Regions from separate parts of the Mus musculus genome. Here region 2 is linked to region 1. Evidence: chromatin loops called from intact Hi-C (ENCODE). Cell type or tissue: left cerebral cortex. All regions are shown on one strand. Each heading gives the region's core, and the rest is flanking DNA. Links, peaks and the distances in the headings are about the cores only.

Evidence for each region. Peaks named below come from ENCODE experiments on the same cell type or tissue, not always from the same donor. Only the 100,000 strongest peaks of a DNase experiment are listed, where the experiment ranks them.
Region 2: a loop joins it to region 1, with 4 times the contacts of the local background. A loop is called at or near these places in 8 of 42 quality-filtered maps.

The regions. Positions count from the first base shown.
Region 1 is chr10:30,612,641-30,623,064 of GRCm38, reverse strand. It overlaps Hint3 (histidine triad nucleotide binding protein 3), which reads left to right and starts at 4,699. Exons shown (of 5, transcript NM_025798.3): 1 at 4,699-4,862; 2 at 8,235-8,352. The coding sequence starts at 4,713. In left cerebral cortex, for the core only: a CTCF peak has its summit at 4,713; a DNase peak (open chromatin) is centred at 4,582; H3K4me3 peaks cover 1,614 bases; H3K27ac peaks cover 1,410 bases.
Region 2 is chr10:31,293,378-31,303,801 of GRCm38, reverse strand. No RefSeq gene overlaps it. Among named protein-coding and RNA genes, the nearest start is that of Hddc2, 15 kb to the left of the region's middle. In left cerebral cortex, for the core only: a CTCF peak has its summit at 4,419 (motif pointing right); DNase peaks (open chromatin) are centred at 4,425 and 7,853.

The sequences.
Region 1 (10,424 bases), core at 1,124-9,123:
ACATAGTAAAGAAACCCTAAATAAATTTTAAAAAAGAAAGAAAGAAAGAAAGAAAGAAAGAAAGAAAGGAAAGGAAAGAAGGAAAGTAAGGAAGAAAGGAAGGAAGAGAGGAAGAAACAAAGGAAGGAAGGAAGAAAGGAAGGAAGGAAGGAAGGAAGGGAGGAAGGAAGGAAGTAAGAAAGGAAGGAAGAAAGGAAGAAACAAAGGAAGAAACAAAGGAAGGAAGAAAGGAAGGAAGAAAGGAAGGAAGGAAGGAAGGAAGGAAGGAAGAAGGAAGAAAGGAAGGAAGGAAGAAAGAAGGAAGAAGAAAGAAAGGAAGGAAGAAAGAAAAGGAAGGAAGAAACAAACAAAGAAATGAAGGAAGGAAGAATGGAAGAAAGAAACAAAGAAATGAAAGAAGGAAGGAAGAAAGGAAGAAAGGAAGGAAGAAAGGAAGGAAGGAAGAAAAACAGGTTTAGATTGACTTAGTTTATCTGGATCAGATATCAGGTAGTCTAGTGCAGGTGGTTCATTGTCAGAATATTAAAACAGTAGAAATTGGGAAAGGTTTCCAGGTAAGAATCATTCCAATTCCAGGTACTCAATAAAGCTTAAAGTATGACTACATAGAAACGTCTTTACAAAGTACATGTGACCATGAAGGTGGGTTCTATAGCTGAATGGCCTAGAATCTAATGTGGTCTCTGAGATAGCATAGAGGTTAGCAGGTCATAAAGCACAGGTGACATCTCCCCTAAGGATAGGGTTTATTGGGTTTGTTTCATCATTACAGTTCATCGTCTAAGGAAGTCAAAACAAGAACCCGAACAAGAACCTGGAGCAGAGGCCATGGAGAAGTGCTGCTTACTGGCTTGCTCCACATGGCGTGTTCAGCCTTTCTTATAGAAACTTGGACCACCTCCCTGCAGTGGGCTGTGCCCTTTCACATCAGTTACTAATGTTAAAATATGACCTACAGGCCTGCCTACAGATCTTATAGAGGGATTTTCTCAACTGAGGCTCCATTCCTTGGTGGGCTGCAGTCAAGTCACAAAGTCACACCATGCATCTGATTTAAGGCATGAGTTTGGGGGGTGGGGGGTGGAGATTGAAAGTCTTGAACTGGGGACATGAGAGAGAGAGATAGACAGACAGAAAGAATGAATAAGACAGAGGTGTAAGGGGAGGTGCCGATACTAAGGTCTATTTCCCTAATTGGTTGTTGATTTGTTAATAAAGAAGACCAGGAGCCATTTGCTGGGTGAAAGGTACAAGTGGGACTTCCGAGTCCCAAGAAGAAAGGCATATGAGGGAAGAGAGGGGCTTTTCAGCTATGCCTTGGAGGAAAAGGGACACTGAAATCATGTAAGGCCTTGGGACAGCTGGTCCCTGCTATGGGAGGGTAGCCAAGGATGTGGAGGAGAGATGGGGATAATTAATTGATGAGGGCATGCCTTTTTAGGCAGGAGATTCTGTGTGTGACCAGAAACTGTCACAAAAGGCAAGCTGAAAAGTGACAAACTGTATTTTTTATGCTCAGATGCAATGGTGGGGCTGGTAATGCAACCCATCCTGGGACAAGGGTCATGGGAGTGGGCTGGTGGTGCAGTCTACTCCCTGAGCAAGGAGGGTAGAGAGTGAGAGATGCCAAGTCAGTGCTGGCAGCCTGGCAGAAGCCAGAAGGAACAAAGGGAGCCAGGAGGGGTCAGAGCCCCATCGCAGCTCCTGGGCAAAGGCAGTATTGTGTTTCTAAAACTACCGGCAACACAGAGGGAATGAGAGAGGGGGAGAGAGAGGTGTGGCCAGGGCTTTATATGTGCCATACCTAGTGGAAGTGGGTGATGGCATAAACTACTGTGGCTGAATCACTTAAAGGCAGGTTGACAAAGCAACTAATTTACAATACCCTCTTCTCCAATGATTCTAGGCTGTGTTAAAATGACATAAAACTAGACAGCACATATACCGTTCCTTTATATAAATACCAGAAACAGCTGGCCTGCTATGTATGCAAACAAGACCAAGACATTTATTTATTTATTTCAAGACAGAGTCTAACTATGCAGCTCTGGCTGCCCTGGAACTCACTTTGTAGACCAGGCTGGCCTCAAACTCACACAGACCCATCTGTCTCTACCTCCCAAGTGTTGGGAATAAAGGCATGTACCACTAAGCCTGTAGGGTATTTTTAAAATTAGTGATTGATGTGGGAGAGTGCAGCCCACTGCAGGAAGGTGATCTATAAGTTTCTATAAGAAAGCAGGCTGAGCAAGCCATGTGGAGCAAGCCAGTAAGCAGCACTTCTCCATGGCCTCTGCATCAGCTCCTGTCTCCAGGTTCCTGTTGGGTTCTTGTCCTGACTTCCTTAGATAATGAACAGTAATGGTGGAAAAAAAAAACCAATAAACCCTTTCTTCCCAAAGTTACTTTGTTCATGGTGACTCATTGCAGCAGTGGTGAGCATAACTAGGAGTGTATTTATATAAAGGAAACCTTTTTGGTCTAAGACATTAAGCGTTTTAGAACTCTTACAACGATAAACAGCCTATACCCATCAGCTCAGTTGATATAGCATCTCAAAGTAACATGCCCAGAACAGGATGCCTGATCTTCCCTGACCATCCCACATCTGTTAGTCCCACAGTTTTTCACCTTGGTAAATGGCAGCTTCAGCCTTCCAGTTATTAGACCAAAAATTCTTATTGTAGTCCTTGACTACTATAGAGTAGCAGAGTTACTGCTGGTACATATATGAACAGGAACAAAAGATAATTTCTGTAGAGACTGCACTCATTGGAGATGAAGGAGTAAAAATAAATATATACCCTAAGTTAAATGCATAGGGTTAACATATATGTAGCATGCTACTATATAATTTTAAGTATGTGGGAAAGGACTTGCAATAGAAAAAAAATAGAGAAAGCTAAAGAGGAAGGAAGGGGCTAGACCACGGTTGCAAGGTTAGTCAGAGTTGGCCTTACTGAGGAAGAAACATTTTGTCAAGGAAGAGAGAACTGAAAAACTTTTGCCCTATAATAACTGTGTGCAAACATCTATCCCAAGACAACACCCATATGGAAGCATACAGACAGGGCCCTAAATGCTTAATTCACAATATCAGGCTCTGGTGTTTGTTATAGCCATCCCCACCTGCCCCCATACAAGGCTCCTGACCCTTACCACTCATAGCCTTTACTAAAAAAGCACTTCTGTTTGTGACTGTGCAACTCTCATAACTCAAAAGTGTTTTCCCGTGGGATCTGAAAATCATTCTTTTATTCATCAGACTGTTGTGAAATGTCTATGGGAACATTTCCACTATGATAGCACCAAGAATAAAGGATGAAACTCCTGTCCTTACCAAAGCCAAAGTCAACTCAAAAGCTTTCAATATCAAACAAGCAGTTATGAAAGGCATCTACAGATCACCCCCCCCCCCACCATGGCCCAAGAGGCAGCCCAAGTACTCAAGTACCTACATGGATAAAGACATACAGCTACTGTGTGTGTGCATGCATACACACACCATAAAAAAGCAGCGTGATATGAAAGTGTAAGAACAGACATGGAACATGATAATATTTAAATGTGTCAAAGTCAAATTTTCTGCTTCTGAGTCCTGCCTCAAACTTGTGATGATCTGAGAAGCTATTGTCATGATTGCACACCATATGGTTAACTACAAAGGGAATTAAATGCAACGTGAATGTGCATGTACTCTTACTTAACTTACGTTACTGTTTCAGATTACAAGATAATTCACTTAAAATCACTACTGAGTTTAAAGTCACACTAAGTGTTATTATGGGTTCTAGAACTAGACATTTATTTGAATTTTATCATTTGGGTAAGTGGTAAGAAAATAAGTCTGAATCTGTCTCTTTCTGTAGACCTGTAATAAAATAATCAACCTTGGGAGTTTTCACAATTAGAGAAACAGAGTATTTGGTGCTCAGCAAATGCCATGTATTGTAAAAAGGTGAGATCACATCATACTTAAGAACTGATACTTTTCCGCGCATGATTGTTCCCAAAGGGTTTCTCTCCCTCTCTTTCCTAAATAGCCGGGAATACAAGAGAAAATTGTTACAATGAATCAGGTGACCTGGCAGGGAATTTCTCAATTACTACCTTTTCTCTCCATATGACATATGTGTGATAGGAGACCCTTTCGATTTACATTGTACTATAAACAAAAGCAAACATGTAGAGACCAATTTGGCCGGGTTTGTTTGTTTGGTTTGGTTTCAGATCCTAAAATTACTGTGGCTGAACAAGTAAGTACACAGGAAACTCGGAAATTTCACTTTGCCAAACAAGGCTCTCTATACGTTTGACTCATCCTCTCATACCCTTAAAAGAATCGAATTTCTATACTCTTTTTCTTTTGTAACGGGAGTGTAATACACTATAGGGACGTGAAAGCAATATCCTTTACACTTTAGATGAATGTTACCAACCCCTGGATAGGTCTTCCCGTCAGAAAACGCCTTTGAGCAGTGGGCTCCTGCGGCTGCGCTGCTTTCGTCATCACGGAGCGCCGGGCTTGCCCTCTGATCGTCGCCCTTTTAGAGGCCGAGCTATCTGGTGTGTCCCATACCCAGAGTCTGGCCCTGCGCGTGCGCAGACTCCGTGTCACTAGGCGGGCCACCCTAGGGCGGCGATTCCAGGTGCATCCGCCCGAGGCGGGCCTTGCGCACCTCAGCTGATCCTGACGTCGCCTTTCGGCCGCCATGGCTGAGAAGCAAGCGGGCTTGGTCGGAGAGCCGGATCCCGAGGGGTCCTCGCCTGGGACCTCGGAGTCCTGGAACTATGACAGCAACTGCGTGTTCTGCCGCGTGGCGGCGGGTCAGGAACCCAAAACTGAACTCTTTCACTGTGAGGTGGGCGGCGACAGGCCGGGTGGGTGGGGACCAGGCATCCAATCCCTGCTCGCAGGCTTCTGTCTCTGCAGACGAACTAAACAGTGACTGACTTCTGTCAGGGACCCAGAGGTCTCCAGTGTTGCCTTTGCTGTTCAGTAGGGAGAGATAGCAGTGATAGAGCCCAGCATTCTCGCCTCCCTCGCATGCATTTGCAACACAGCAGCATCCTGTGTCTTTACTTTTATTTTAGGGAGTCTTCCTCTTCTCTAGATAGTAATTTTAAAATTATGTATTCTTCCAGTATCGTTAGAGAGCGTACAACTTGCTGAAAACAGGTCTTGGACGTGGTGAAGAAGTGTGAATTTGACTGAAATGGGCTGGAATGGGGTTTCAGGACTGGGTCTGAAGTCGAACTGATACTTACAGTTAATAGCTTGTAAGAATCTTCCTTATCTACCGTGAGAGCCTCATGAACTACTCCCCTTTTCGTTACAAGATCTCGACAGGGTTCAAACCTGTGCAGATCAAGTGTAGTTAATCATACTTGCTGCGAGATCGGGAGAGCAACAGTCATGTCATGCCTGGAAATTCCAGAAAACTCTCCCTTTCCCCTGGGTCTAACATTTTTACATCTCATCATCCTTCATAAAGAGTTAATCTTTTGAGAGAGATTTATCATCTTGCATTTAAAATTCTTATTACACATATATTCATTGTAAACACAGGAAATGATTGCACTTATATAAGTTGTTGATATATAATTATACAAATAAGAGCAGAGGAAATTATTTGTTTTGGTATAATCAGGGTTGCCAGCATCATGAAGAATTTGTTTGAGGAATCTTTCCAACAAAAGTCAGAGATGATTCTTTGCCTCACAGATCTCTGTATGGTTTTCTTACTGTATTTTTAGAATTCATTTAAGCAAAGGGCATATCACATATTCTTAGCAGGGGGCTTACCAGTACCAAGGGCAGTGTCTTACTCTTTGTGTATGAGTCTCATGGCATTGATACGAATTATTTTTAAGGGGCTCTTAGAAATAGCTGAGTGGTAGTGGTACATGCCTTTAATTCCAGCACTCAGAAAGGCAGAGGCAGAAAGATCTCTCTGTTGGAGGCCAACCTGGTCAATGCAGTGAATTCAAGGACAGCTAAGGCTATGCAGAGAAATCCCTTGAAAAACAAAACAAAAACAAACAAACAAACAAACCAAACAAAAACAGAAAGAAAGAAAGAAAGAAAGCTAGCTAGCTCTTAGAATCGAAAAATGAAACAATGTTTGAGAACCCACAGAAGTGTTGCTATGCCTGAATTCATACTTAGCAATATTAGCTGATTTAATTGCTCTTTTGCTAATTAAAATTGTTAACACCTTAGATACCATGGCTTTAAGATGCTCTTTCAAATGGACTTGCTTGTTTTAGATATAAGGGGACAGTTACTGGGAAGAAATTATTGTAGCTATATAAAAATTAACTTTTGAGAATTATTTGTTAGGAAATATTGGAGGAACTGTTGAAGCAGGTCCTAGAATAGTCTATAAAAATTACAACTGGAACAGCATAGTAGAACATTACACAGGGTAGCTTTTTCTGTTTTGTGCTTTAAAAAAAAAGACTAGCCTAGAAATAATTTCATAGCAGTAGTAATTCTTTACATTCCTTTTAATAGGCATTCAGTGCTTTATTTTATAGTTTTACCAACATTGTTTCTGAGTTAGAGACAATTGGCTTCTCTTCAGTATTTTGCTCTGGGAAGTCATACTGTAAAGAAGCCTGGTGGTGGTGACACATACCTTTCATCCCAGCATTTGGGAGACAGGGACAGGAAGATTTCTGAGTTTGAGGCCAACAAGCTCCAGGATAGTCAGAGCTACACAAAGAAACCTTGTTTTGAAAACCCCAAAAGGAAAGAAAAAAGAAAAACTGGCCAGAGGTGTAGCTCAGTGAACTACCAGAACTTGCCAGGCATGTAAGCATGTTAGGCCCTGGGTTTGACCACCAGCACTACCAAAGGGGAAAAAAAAAAAAAAAGAAAAGAAAAAAAAAAGAAACAAACACACACAAAGATTTAAAAAATACATACATGTATATACACACATTATTTTTGGCACTCTATCTTTGGGATTGGATTTTTTTTCTTTTTTTTTTTTTGGGGGGGGGGTTGGTTTTTTGAGACAGGGAAAAACCAGAGAAAGTGTAGCCCTGGCTGTCCTGGAACTCACTTTGTAGACCAGGCTGGCCTCAGAAATCTGCCTGCCTCTGCCTCCCGAGTGCTGGGATTAAAGGCGTGTGCCACCACGCCCGGCGGATTTTTTTCTCTTAATAATGGTTCAGTAGTACAATAGAAGGCAGTAAAATCACAGAACCATTTTCAGTATTTTAACATCTTAGTAAAAATGCAATTAAAAGCTAACTGAAATATCCAGTTTCTTTGCCTTTAAATTTAAAAAGTTTATCTATCATGTTGGTTTATGTGAACATGTGCATATGTAAAGGCCAGAGATGAGTGTTGGCTGTCTCTTCCTATTGGTGTTCACCTTATTGCCTTAGACTGAACCTGAAGCTTGTAGATTTGGCTAGACATAGTGGCTGAACAAGCCCTCCAGGACCCTCCCACCTCTACCTTCTAGCACTGCTAGGCCACAGACTCTGTGTGGTGCTGGTTCTGAACTTGAGTTGTCAACTTTCATCAGGGATTCATCTCTCCATCTGGAGGCTGGATGGTTTCTTGACCTTTTCTAAAGCATCCCATTGAATGGATCAAAATGGAGTCTCTGTGCTTGGGATCTTTGCTAATTATGGTTAATAGTATGGGCTTGAGGTTCGCATGACACTGAATTTTGTTTCCTGGAACAGAGAATTGATGGGAAGAGTGCATCTAGGAAAATTTGCTGAGGAAGAAAACTGTGTTTATTGACTTAACTTTTGAGTGAAAAAAGCTTAAAGTATGGATGAGAAAATGTATAATAAAATTTAGGAGTGAGATTTCTTTTTCTTTTTTCTCTGTGCAGGGTTTTTTTGTGTAGCCTGTGGGCTGTGCTTGAACTCTCTATAGTCCAGGCTGGCCTGGAATTCACAGAGATCTCCCTGCCTCTGCCTCTTGAGTGCTGGGATTAAAGGTGTGTACCACCACTGCCAGGCTAAGAATGTTTTAATGAATTTTACTTATAATTGTTCTTTGAAATCAGCTTAATATAATATAGCTCATGACAGAAACTAAAGCTTATTATTGTGAATTTAAGTATGGCACAGTTATAAAATTGCTCATTAGGCCTATATTGTAACATAAATGCAATTTCCCAGTGCTTAAGTCACAGCACAGCAGAATAATATTGGGAGATTGGTTTTTTTTTTTAATTTACTAACCAATATGCCTCTCTCTTTAGAATGAAGACCTGGTTTGTTTCAAAGATATCAAACCAGCGGCACTTTATCATTATCTCGTCGTGCCAAAGAAGCATATTGGAAGTTGCAAGGATCTAAACAAAGATCACATAGAAATGGGTAAGAAGATAACAGGGGTATCAAAAGATGGCCTACTCGGCCATCACTGGAAAGAGAGGCCCATTGGTCAGGCAAACTTTATATGTCCCAGTACAGGGGAACGCCAGGGCCAAAAAATGGGAATGGGTGGGTAGGGGAGCGGGGGGCGGGGGGAGGTGGGGACTTTTGGGATAGCATTGGAAATGTAATTGAGGAAAATACGTAATTAAAAAAAAAAGAAAAAAAAGATAACAGGGTTCTTTGTTGCTATATCACATTGAATTCTCTTTAAATATGGCAGTGACAATTAAAAAAGGAAAAAGTCTATTCAAATAATCAAGAATAAAGTAAGACTTCTTGAAACATTCTAGTTAAGAAAACCAAATAGAATTTTTTAAAAAAATGACAGTATACTTTCCATTTATCTGTCACACAGACTTTAATTACTAACTTGTGGCCATTTGTGCATGAATGACCATGCTTGGCTTTGCTTTGTACTTTTAAAGGATGGTTTTCTTGACTTTGAAATTGAAAGATACTGTGGAAAACTATAAGTTGTGATGTATTATGAGCTTATATTGCTTGATAATTTCAGATGCAGATGAATTAGCACCATAGTTTAATAATGAGGTCTTGGTTTGAACTTTTAGCTTCTGAAAAGGAGATTGGAATTTTGTTTCTTTGAGAATTACTCTGTAGTACCTACTCAGTGCTTTCTTTGACTTCTTTCTGATACCTTTTCTTGTTGCCTACTCTCCGGCCCCACTGGGCCATGTTCCCCCTCTAGTACTAGCATCAGTGGGTCACAACACTATGTCCTAGGAGGGTCCCACTGGCTCTGTCCCACATTCCTGTAACCAAACAGATCTGTCATCCTTGCAGTTTGATAACACAATACCCAGTAACCCGGTAAAAACAAGACTCAATGCTTATAGTTAACCAATCAGATTTATATATAAAAAATGCCAATATAATAATTTTAGAACCAATTGATAATCATAAAAGCTGCTCACCTAGGTTAGACAAATTATCCCAATATTCTAACCTTTATGATATCATAACAACCTGTGGCTGGCTATAGCCACTCTGATTCACATCTACCATCTTCCTTTCTCCTCCCTACCCAGAGATGCTCCCTGTCTCTGCAACTCTTAGCGCTGCCTCCCTTTTCCCTGTCCATTCACAGGCCTCCAACTGCCCTAATGTAATTGGCAAGGGAAATCTTGTGACGTATCACCCTTTCTGTTTAATCAAATCAAATCAAATCAAATCAAAACAAACACCAACTCTTGTACTCCCTACTCTGGAGTCAGCCAGCATATCCTTAAGCCAGTAATCAGAGATTTTTCAGTTTATTCCAGGTCTGTTTTAGTGGCCGTTTTCACCAGGGTCTGGGTTAGTTTGGCAGTACTGTATGGCACTCTACAACGGATAAATGAGACTAGACTCTTTAGAGGTAAGAAAAGGCGTAGGAAAAATCTTGCTGATACAGCACTATTGTTCACTAGCTTCTAGGTGACTGAATTACCAGTTTGAAAGTTGTTTCCAAATAATACAAAATTCTGTACTTATTTGTTCTAACCATGTGCTTTAGAACACCTATTATTTATAAACATAGGCTAACGTTTATGCTTATAGACATAATATTTACCCTATGACTGATTGGTTGTGTATCTCTTACTAAAAGTTTCTATTTCATTCTTTGGATATTTACTAGAGATCATATAATCTCTTAGGAAGTTTTATTTTATCTTCAAGGTAGAAGTAACTTCATAGAGATTAGAAGCTCTTCTCATAACTAGTTATTATAGCTGGTGCATATCAGATGTTATAAATATTGATGCTGCTGTCATTATTAATTTCATTGTCTCACCCCCTCTACGCTTCTTATGTGAATATTTTCGTACCAAAATCTTAAAAGTTGTTGCACTTAACTTTTACGTAATTTATAAAGTGAGAAAAATATGTCCATGCAAGGATGTAGTAACAATGTCAAGTCCACGCACTGTTACTGATACTTAATAGAATTCCACTTACTTAAAGAGTTTTGAAGCGTTTTACAGGTTTTGAAGAGCATATGTCCACCCAGGTAG
Region 2 (10,424 bases), core at 1,104-9,103, 680 kb before region 1:
AGGTGAAAGCGGAAGCAAAGGCCCTGGAAGGGTGCTGCTTATTGGATTGCTTTTCATGGCTTGTTCAACTTGCTTTCTTATAGGACCCAGGATAGGCCAGTCCAGAGATAGTTGAGCCCTCCCACACTAATCAATAAGTGAATGAGGGACCCTAAGGGGTTTTTCAGTCCCACACCCTCCTTATACCTCCCCCCTCCCACCTGGGGTCAAGGCTAGGCCAAGTTCCATTCTCCACCCACAGGAACATTCTTGAGTTAAAAGTTTTCAGAATGTACTGACTGCTAGTTACCTGACCCTCTGGAAAGTCCCAGGTAGAGTTCAAATGTTGTCATGCTTGCTCGCCAATAGATTTAAGGGTCAATATGCTTAGCCAATATGCTTGCTGATGTAACCTGTGACCCTAAAATAAAAACTTCTAATAATAGCCATTTGGGGCTGCCTTCTTGGGAATTGAATTTAGGATCTCTGCTCACTTCGGTCAACCCTGCTCGTTCAATTCCCCACAGTCAGTCCCTCCCCTCGAGAGACTGATTGAGGGTTGACCCCGACGCTGGGAAAGAAACCTTGCTTTTGCATTGATCTGCCTCTCGGCGTGTCTGGGGGCATCTTGAAGTAAGTACCACTGACCGAGGGTGGAGGTCTTATATGAGAAAATGCCTTACAGCTGAACCTCATGGAGGCATTTCCTCAGCTGAGGCTCCTTCCTCTCTGATGACTCTAGCTTGTATCAAGGTGACACAAAAAGCAGCCAGTACAGTCCCGATGCTTCAAGTTATAACCATTATTCACAGCCAGGCCTTGCACTTCAGAGGTAAGGAGCGAAAGGTTCTGCAGGTGTAGAGGGACAACTGTCATATGTAGAATACGTTATATCAAATGAGAAAACTTTCCAAATAACATTTGCTCAATTTCAATAATTTGGAGTGTTTCTTCCTTGCCTCCAAGTAAAGGAGATGCAGTGATTTTTGCTATTTTAGGGCATTTCTCAGTGACTAAAGGGTAGACCTTTGATAAAAAAGTAGGTCTGTGAGCAAAGTTTTGTAGCAAACCTTAATTATCCCAGAGGCCAAAATTCCAGGAACTTTATGAATTTTTAATGGTGTGGAACTTACAGTATTTAAAAAGTAGAAAAAGCTTAAAACAGGAAAACCAAGGGAAATGTAAATTTGGAGCTTCCAGTTTGCAAAATCATCAAAGCAAAATCCTAATTGGATTTGGCCTGACAAGGTACTTGGCACTTACTGCTCTTCTGGTTTGGTGTCCACATCAATATCTTATAAGAACATAAAAAGCAAACCACATCAGCTCACTAGCCAAGAGCTGAAGTCATAGGATAAAGAGAGGTGAGCCAGAGCGCAGGACCACAAGGATCAAAAGTATTGGCCAGTGAACACCACAGCTGTAGCAAGACAGACTGACACAGGGAAATTGGACACATGGAGTTCCTACTAAAACTACAGACCCGGGAGAAGCCCTACACTCAATCCTAGAACCACACTAAGCAATAATCGGCTCCACTTGCCCACTCAAACCAATAGAACCTACACAGGGTCATAACATTAAAAGTCGAAAGGATCTGAGCAGTTCCTTTTGAGTTACTGAAGAGGGAAAGTGTGCTCAAGGGAGTGTGTATAAGATGTATCTGTGTAATGAGGACTATGTTTGTGCCAGGCACTTTGCTGGAGGATCCAGTAGAACAGGGAGGTTGCTGTGATGCTGTGCCTCCTAGAAATGTCAGAAGCTACACCCATAAAGTCTCACCAAGATGGATGACCAAGTGTGAGTGGAATGAGCACAATACCAATAGACATGCTATTGTGAAAGGGGAAAGCCCATGAGACCTCAACCCTAGACAAAGAACTACAGGCAAGTAAGGGATGCTGAGATCTGGAGAAGCAGTCTTCCCCACGGAAGAGCACACCAACTTGTCATTCAACATCAAATGGTTAGCCTGGAAAGCATACACATACAAGTAACATTATACAGATTGAGCAGGTTGTATGTATGTTTTTAGACATACACACACACATACACACACACACACACACACAAACACACCATTACCATCAGAAGCAGCAGCAGCAGTTAAAGAAAAAGGGATCAAAATAAGTTTGAAAGAAAGCAAAGGGGGTGGTATGTGGGAGAGCTTGGAGGTAGAAAAGGCATGGGGGAAATGATATAATTATAGATAGATACATAGATAGATAGATAGATAGATAGATAGATAGATAGACAGATTCCTTCACTGCTGTACCCATAGTTTAGCCCCATAGAAGATTCCTTATTAAGATCCTTTCCCAGGTGTGGAAATCAAGGCTATCACAGTAGGTCATAGTGCAATGTATTACTTAAAGGTTTGTGGCACTGCTGGCGTATATACCTGCAGCACAGGCAATCACGCAAGACTTTCAATGGACAGATATGGAATCTGTAATACAAGATCAGGCTAACAAACTACTATGTTACTGGATTGTAGGCTTAGCATACTGCCGTGTGCTTTATCGTTCATGTATCTCCTTCTACAAATAAAAAAATGTTTACCACAAAAATGTATACCATGAATTGCCAGGAGAGCCTCCTACATCAATTCATTGTATGATGAGGATTGTAGCTTGTACCACCTAGAACTTTCTTAGGAATACAAAGGCACATCTGTGTCATGAATATTTGGTCCATCATAGTCAGAAAGACAAATCTTTAAGTTCATAAGTGCTATCAAGTCAAATCTGTTCCCTTTTTGATGGACAGTCCTATCCTTTCAAAGTATGAATCATCCCTAAAGCTTAGGAAACCAGTGGCTAACTATGAAGTCACAGAAAATTTCTCCAACGTTTCTTGGGAAGTTTTATCATGTTGATACAACACATACCATGTCTTGGATTCTCAGAATCTAGAATATTGCAGAGCAGCCCTCTACATTCAGTGAGAATAAAGTGCTGGGATAAATGTATTGGAGGGAAAGAATCATCTTGGCCAAAGGCCAAGTCATCAGTATTTTCAGAGTGGCCCAAAAAGGGAGCTTAAAGATACAAATGTAACCAAATGTAATGGATAAACCCAATCATTTCTCTAAGAATATGTGGTTGGGTTTCTGCCCATCATAGTGATGCAGGATGTTGACACCATGGTTCTCTTCTCCCATCCCTTGTGATACTGCGGATGCAGGAAGTAGGAGACAAAGCATGCCAGACTTCCATATCAGTCCTCCCTGATATCCAAGGCCACTCCCCATCTCAGCCAATGCCACAGCTGAGTAACATCTGTTCTTAACTTTCTGCCTCTCTGAATTCTCTCTTTCCACTGGAGCTTTTACATTTCCTATAGAAGCAGGAGTCAATGGGCCTTTACATGTTTCAGCTGTTTCTAATTCTCTCCCAGGCCCACTCTCTCCCAATAAATGACACATTGTAGAAGGTGTTTTACAACCTGACTTGCTAATAGATCCAGACCTCTCTTGCAACAAAACCAAACAAAGGAATTAAAGCTTAAAACACAAAGTCACAGAAACACAAGAGAGATAAATGTAGAGTTATTTAAAACTTGTGAAAGGAGTCAGAATAATGTGGAAATAAATAATATGGAAAGTACCTTTTAACTCTAGAAGTCTAACCTTGCAAGAGAATGTCCTCGCACTGGACGATCACACTGCTTTCCACAGGCTTTTCCTCCTCCTGCTATATACACTTTATCTTTATGGATTCCATTACAGACCTGTGAGAAAATACTATAGTGATAACTAAATCTACCCACTTTCTCATCCTTGGGCATTCAAGACTGAATCATCCATTGGTAAACCACTTATAAGTTCCTTCTATAACAAAATTAAGCTAGAGAGGTCACAGGTGTCCTTAGGTAGAGGTGGGGCTCACCATTAGATTAACAATTCTTCCTTAAACTTCCGTAACAATGCTCCCCCTTTTAGATTGTTTAAATTTGCAAATTTTCAAAAGAATATCATTATTTTGTAACATTGAGGTTGATTAATACATTAATCGGTCACTGACCAACAAGTATGCATAGAGATGATCTAACATTAAAGGTAATAGGAAAGCTATATAGGTCAGCAATTTTCAGCCTATGGGTCCTGATCACCCCGTCATGGATCACATACCAGATATCCTGCATATCAGGTATTTACATTATGATTCATAATAGTTGCAAAGCTACAGTTATGAAGTAGGAGCAAAGTAATTTTATGGTTTGGGGTTACCATAACATAAAGAACTGTTTTGTAAAGGGTCGCAGCATTAGGGAGGTTGTGAACCAATGTTGATGACTGTATTGTGATTGCTGTCCACGGTTCCCCTCAAGCTGGGGAGGAAGAGATGGATTTGGGAAGAAGTCGTGCACTGGAAAGAGGAGAGGGCTATCTGGCAATTTTCAGGGCAACACCAAGAAACTACATGTAGTTTTGAGAGTCAACCACCAGGTGGCACTATGTCATCACCATTGCCTTCTCAGCTCTGGAGCATGAATATATTAAATGTCCTGTTTCCTAACTGGATTGAGTAAATATTTATACTCTCACTATTTCTGCTTCTGTCCTTCTTCCTTTGTCACTCTCCCATCATTCTTCTTACCTATCACCTGTAATGGTAACAGCACTCCCATGTGATTATATTTAGAAAAAGTATACGAATGCCTAGAGTACCAGGAGTATATTCTAACGTCCTTACAAATGGTCTTTTCAAGTAGTTACAGGGTTGAAGAAGCCTTTGTGGTGATTTATGTTCATATAGAAATCAGTAAGTATAGGATACTGCATATAATAAAGGTCAAAATTTTATTTGGATACAGACTAAGACATCACAATACGTTTTCAAATAGCCACATTTTTATTCTGGTAATCTCAAAATTATAAAATGAAGAGAACCCTTGTTACATGGGGAGAAATGTCATTCTACCAGAGGCCTCCAGGGTGGAAGTCATTTGCTGGGATGTGAGTGAAAGAGCTACACGGAGTCACTGCTTAACTGTGAAGCACAGATTCCTTGCTCTAAGTAAGAGAGGCCCAGCAGAATTCTAAACATATTTAAAACAACAAGGAATTCTTCACAGCCTGAATCAAGTTTGGAAACTTATTCTATAAAGCATCCAAAAAAATGTCATGATTAATCCAGACTAAAAAGTATCCTTATCAGGTATTGTTTTTAAAAATGGATTTCATTGATAGTGAAAATATAGAAAAACCAGGCTAATGCTTTTTAATTCCAAGAGATAGCCACATTTGGGGATCTTCATTAAAAAACGATGCTGTGGAGTCTCAGGAGTGACTCTAGTGTGCTGCATGAAAGGAAGTATTTTGAGTGGTCTGACCTTCACTGGCAACACTAGAGTCTTGCTGAGAGATGGCACCCTTGACCAAAAGATCATTATACCAAAGCTGAGTAGCCAACTTTCTGGCGGGCCCTGAATTCTTCCTGCACTACTTTATTTCTTCTTTTTAAGGGGTGGCATATGTTCATGAATGTAAATAAAGTCACAAAATATCCATTTGGATGACAAAGCCAATTTAGAAATAAAATGGAGGACACTGAGGACTCTTAAAGAGATTTCTAGCATTTTGAGAAATAACTGCAATTCTCTGATGTGCCTTAGTTTAGTGGACTTTGTAATTTAGATTCTAAATTGTTGTGATAAGTAGGTAGGATTAAAGCAAGGTGGTGTCTTTAGGCAGAAGGAATTCACTCTCAAGAACCTAAGAGCCATAGCCCTGGGGCAGCAAATACCTTATAGTGCTTCAAGTTCTCAGAGAGCTTTCAGAGAAGTAACCAATCACAATAATAAAACCCAAAACAAAGTATAAAACTCAACTTTGGGCCTAACGAGACATCGTTCAACTTTAATACAGAATCCTCAGAAAGAGAGCAGAGTATGAGGATTCTTTATTCTAAATTGATGCTGTGGAAGGCATCTGAGACCATGAGGTAAGGAAAGGAACCTCTTCATGGTAATGAAATAGACAGCGCTGCAATTTTCCTTAGACTCAGAGTCTGGTCATCCCTCCAGGGGATGACACAGCATCCTAAGTGCTCACAAGCTTCCAGAGATGGAGTGCTCACATCTGCCATGCTGTCCCCTGCCTGGGCCTGACTATGCTCTTATTACATTCATCTAATTATGGTGAAATAAAATTTGTTTCCCTACATCTTTTTTCCTGAATTAAAAAGCAAATCAGCAACAACAACAACAAAAACCTTGTGAACAAAACAAGATTTCAAGAACTTTGGAGCATCTGCCATGTAGTAAACCTGCTCACGTGTTAGGAATAAGAAGGTCAAGAGATTATATGGAGTTTGGCCACTTTTGTGGAATTTATAATCTAATTCTATAGATTGCTCACTTATTTTCTTCTCTAAGAAATAAGCTATGCTCTACCGAACACTGGCATTCTACTGTAGCCCTATTAGCAGCGAAAGGAACTGTAACCTTGACAAGACATCAAGTGACAACTTAACCACCATATGTTTAATTGCCATGTCCCTCGTGGCTCTAAATTTGCAGAGCCAAGACTGCAAGTCTGGTTTCAGCAGGATGCAGGTCCAATAGCTGAAGACCATTTGGAGAAATTCTCCCACTACAATCTATGCCCCTTTGGGCTTTATAAATGTGCCACAGAATGCAAACTTGGACACTCATATTCTGAATAAAGGATGGCCTCCTGAAAAGCTATTGATAGCAGCGGGAAACATATTTGTGGGTTAGTGGAACTGAGTCCATGAACCAGAACTTGTTGAGACAGCCAGAGGTGAGAGCCAGGAGAACTGAGCTACAAGAACAGCGTGGGTTCCCCACTAAAATGTGGGCTAAGGTGAGCAAGCAAAAGCACGAGGAAGGTGGAGAAGAGAGGGGAGAGAGGGTAGACTGCCCCTTCCTGTCATTTTTTTTTTTCATTATAAGACACGGCAATAAATTGTTCGTTGAGGAAGTTGCAAAGAACTTAGAAAAGAGGATATTCTGTACTGATTGTCAAAACTCAAGATTTAAGGAAAGAGGCAGAGAGAGACAAAGAAAAGCTGAGATAAAAATCATTGTGGGGGGGGGGCGAGGGGGAAGGCAAGAGCTGGAATGCTTATAATGCAAAGAGACAGTTGCATTAAAGGATTAGGCCCCATGGCCTGATTAACATCATTTGATCTTCTGCTATTGAAAAGACCCAGTGTGCTTTCAAAGGCAGTGGGCTTTTTAAATAAAACCAGGAGTCTGGTTTAGAAGAGACAGCAACTCAGTTTTTGGTTACTGACCCTTCTTTTTCTTTTCTTTTCTCTTTTTGGTTCTACCTGTTTCAATGTGTTTAGTACCCTGCTCTCTGCCAGTAGGGTCTGCATCTAATTCTTCAAATTTGGGATCTGCAAGATTTAATATGATTAAGGCAAACACATAAATGTTTTATGACCTATCTTGGTCGTATCAGAGTGCGACCCCTTACTTGGGAGTGCATTCTATTTTATTTCTGATTTTTACCTATAAAAATACTTTCTTCCCCTCTCTCTGCTATTTAGCCAATAAAAAGCAAAATTTCTGTGAGATGGGTTAGCACACCACAATACAACACGTTCTATCTTCCTTCTGGGTTCTTATTCAAATTATGGTGTAACTCATGCTTTCCCTGAACTTGAGTGGTCTTTGGCAGGCCAAATTCTCCATCAACCAGCTTGGTGTAGCATATGGTTCAGAGAGTCAAAGCAGCTTTACCTTCATGCTTTTATGTCAGGGTGGCCAGGCTCTGAGGTGGGGAGGGTTTCTGGTTGTTTCAGAAAACCAAACATGCTCCTAACTGGTTGAGTCTCTGTGATCCATTCAACCCCCGAATCTCTGCCAAATCAGCTAACAAAGGTCGATTGTAATCTTGACGGTTTTCCCAGCAATGACTGGACAGGGGCAGACCAGCAACCAGAGCACTGCAAGTCTGTTGTTCACAGTGAGACCATGAATGGAAACGCATCAGTGGCAAGAATCCCACATCTGAACTCTGGCCAAGTACTCTCCTTGTAAGAGGGTTCCTTCTAGACCTGGTAAAGCTCATATCTATCGTTTGTTTGTTTGTTTGGTTGGTTGGTTTTTAGTACAATTACCTTGGGTAGTACTCCTCATTGAAAGCTACTGGGTTAGGGTTGTCCTTTGGAAAAAAAAAAAGCATATGACATGCAGTGCTTTGGGAAATTGGAGGTTTCATAAAAATGAAGCACAGTGAATCTATAAAACTAAGTTGAGATAAGGTCTGAAGAGGTTACTTGGTCATTCCAGCTAGCTGCAAGGATGAAGAGTTTGAACCTGAATTTGTAAATACAGATTCCTTTGTCATTAAGTGGGACTGCTTAAACACAATTTAAACATCTCCACGTGCAACTTGAAGGCTTCCTTTCTGAAAGGAGACAGTGACATCTCAAATGCTGATTTAAAAATAGCAGTAAGCTGGCAAAATGTCAGACATAAAGTCCAAGGTATTTATCATTGCTGGAAAGTCAGGCAACACTTAACACATTCAACTGAGGAGCATAAGGTGATAATTCACGCATTCATTGCTTTTCACAAGCAATTCACATGGTCAGGATATCACACTTACCTATTTACTAAAAGGGAGTTGTCAGTTGTCATGTGGCTGGAAAGGGATAATGTGGGGCTGAGATGTTTAAATTAGATCCAACGTTTTAAAAAGCAACCTGACAAAAATCTCAATAATCTGTCTCTTTGACTGAGTTACCATTAATTCTTAAAATATACTTCATAAATATATATATTTTATAGGTAATATTTCATTAGAAATAAAATTAGCATGGGTATAATAACAACATAGCAAAATATCACAACAGCACAAAGACCCCAAACAAAACCAGTGTAATGGGATAACAGTCAAGAGACTTGTCAATCACAATCTCATTGTAAATCTCCATAAAGGAATATCAGGTAGAAGTTTCCCAAAGATTCCTTTTTTTTCTTCTTCTTTTTTTGTTAAATTAGATATTTTCTTCATTTACATTTCAAATGCTATCCCCCTTCTTAGTTTCCTCTCGAAAGTCCCCTATGCCCTCCCCCCACCCTGCTTCCCAATCCATCCACTCCTGCTTCCTAGCCCTGGCATTACCCTGGACTGGGGCATATAATCTTTGCAAGACCAAGGGCCTCTCCTCCCATTGATGGCCACAGGCCATCCTCTGCTACATATGCAACTAGAGACACAAGCTCTGGGGTGTGTGTGGGGGTACTGTTTAGTTCATTTTTTTTTTGTTCAACATATAAGGTTGCAGACCCCTTTAGCTCCTTGGGTACTTTATCTACCTCTTTCATTAGGGGCCCTGTGTTCCATCCAATAGATGACTGTGAGCATCTACTTCTGTATTTGCCAGGCACTGGGATAGCCTCACAAGAGAGCTATATGAGGGTCCTGTCAGCAAAATCTTGCTGGCATATGCAATAGTGTCTGAGTTTGGTAGTTGTTTATGGGATGAATCCCCGGGTGGGGCAGTCTCTAAATGGTTCATCCTTCCGTCTCAGCTCCGAACTTTGTCTCTGCAACTCCTTCCATGGGTGTTTTGTTCCCAATTCTAAGAAGGAACAAAGTATCCACTCTTTGGTCTTCATTCTTCTTGAGTTTCATGTGTTTTGCAAATTGTATCTTGGGTATTCTAAGTTTCTAAGCTAATATCCACTTATCAGTGAATGCATATCATGTGAGTTCTTTTGTGATTGGGTTACCTCACTCACGATGATATCCTCCAGATCCATCCATTTGCCTAAGAAGTTCATAAATTCATGTTTTTAATAGCTGACTAGTACTCCATTGTGTAAATGTACCACATTTTCTGTATCCATTCCTCTGTTGAGGGACATCTGGGTTCTTTCCAGCTCCTGGCTATTATATATAAGGCTGCTATGAACATAGTGGAGCATGTGTCCTTATGACAAGTTGTAACTTCTAGGAAGGAGAGGAATTGTTGGATCTTTTGGTAGTACTATGTCCAATTTTCTGAGGAACCACCAAACTGATTTCCAGAGTGGTTGTACCAACTTGCAATCCCACCAGCAATGTAGGAGTGTTCCTCTTTCTCCACATCCTCGCCGGCACCTGCTTGCACCTGAAGTTTTGATCTTAGCCATTCTAACTGGTGTGAGGTGGAATCTCAGGGTTGTTTTGATTTGCATTTCCCTGATGATAAAGGATATTGGACATTTTTTCAGGTGCTTCTCAGCCATTCATTGTTCCTCAGTTGAGAATTCGTTGTTTATATCTGTATTCCATTTTTTTGTTTTTTTTTAATTAGGTATTTTCCTCATTTACATTTTCAATGCTATCCCAAAGGTTCCCCCATACCCACCCCCCCAATCCCCTACCCACCCACTCCCCCTTTTTGGCCCTGGCGTTCCCCTGTACTGGGGCATATAAAATTTGCAAGTCCAATGGGCCTCTCTTTGCAGTGATGGCC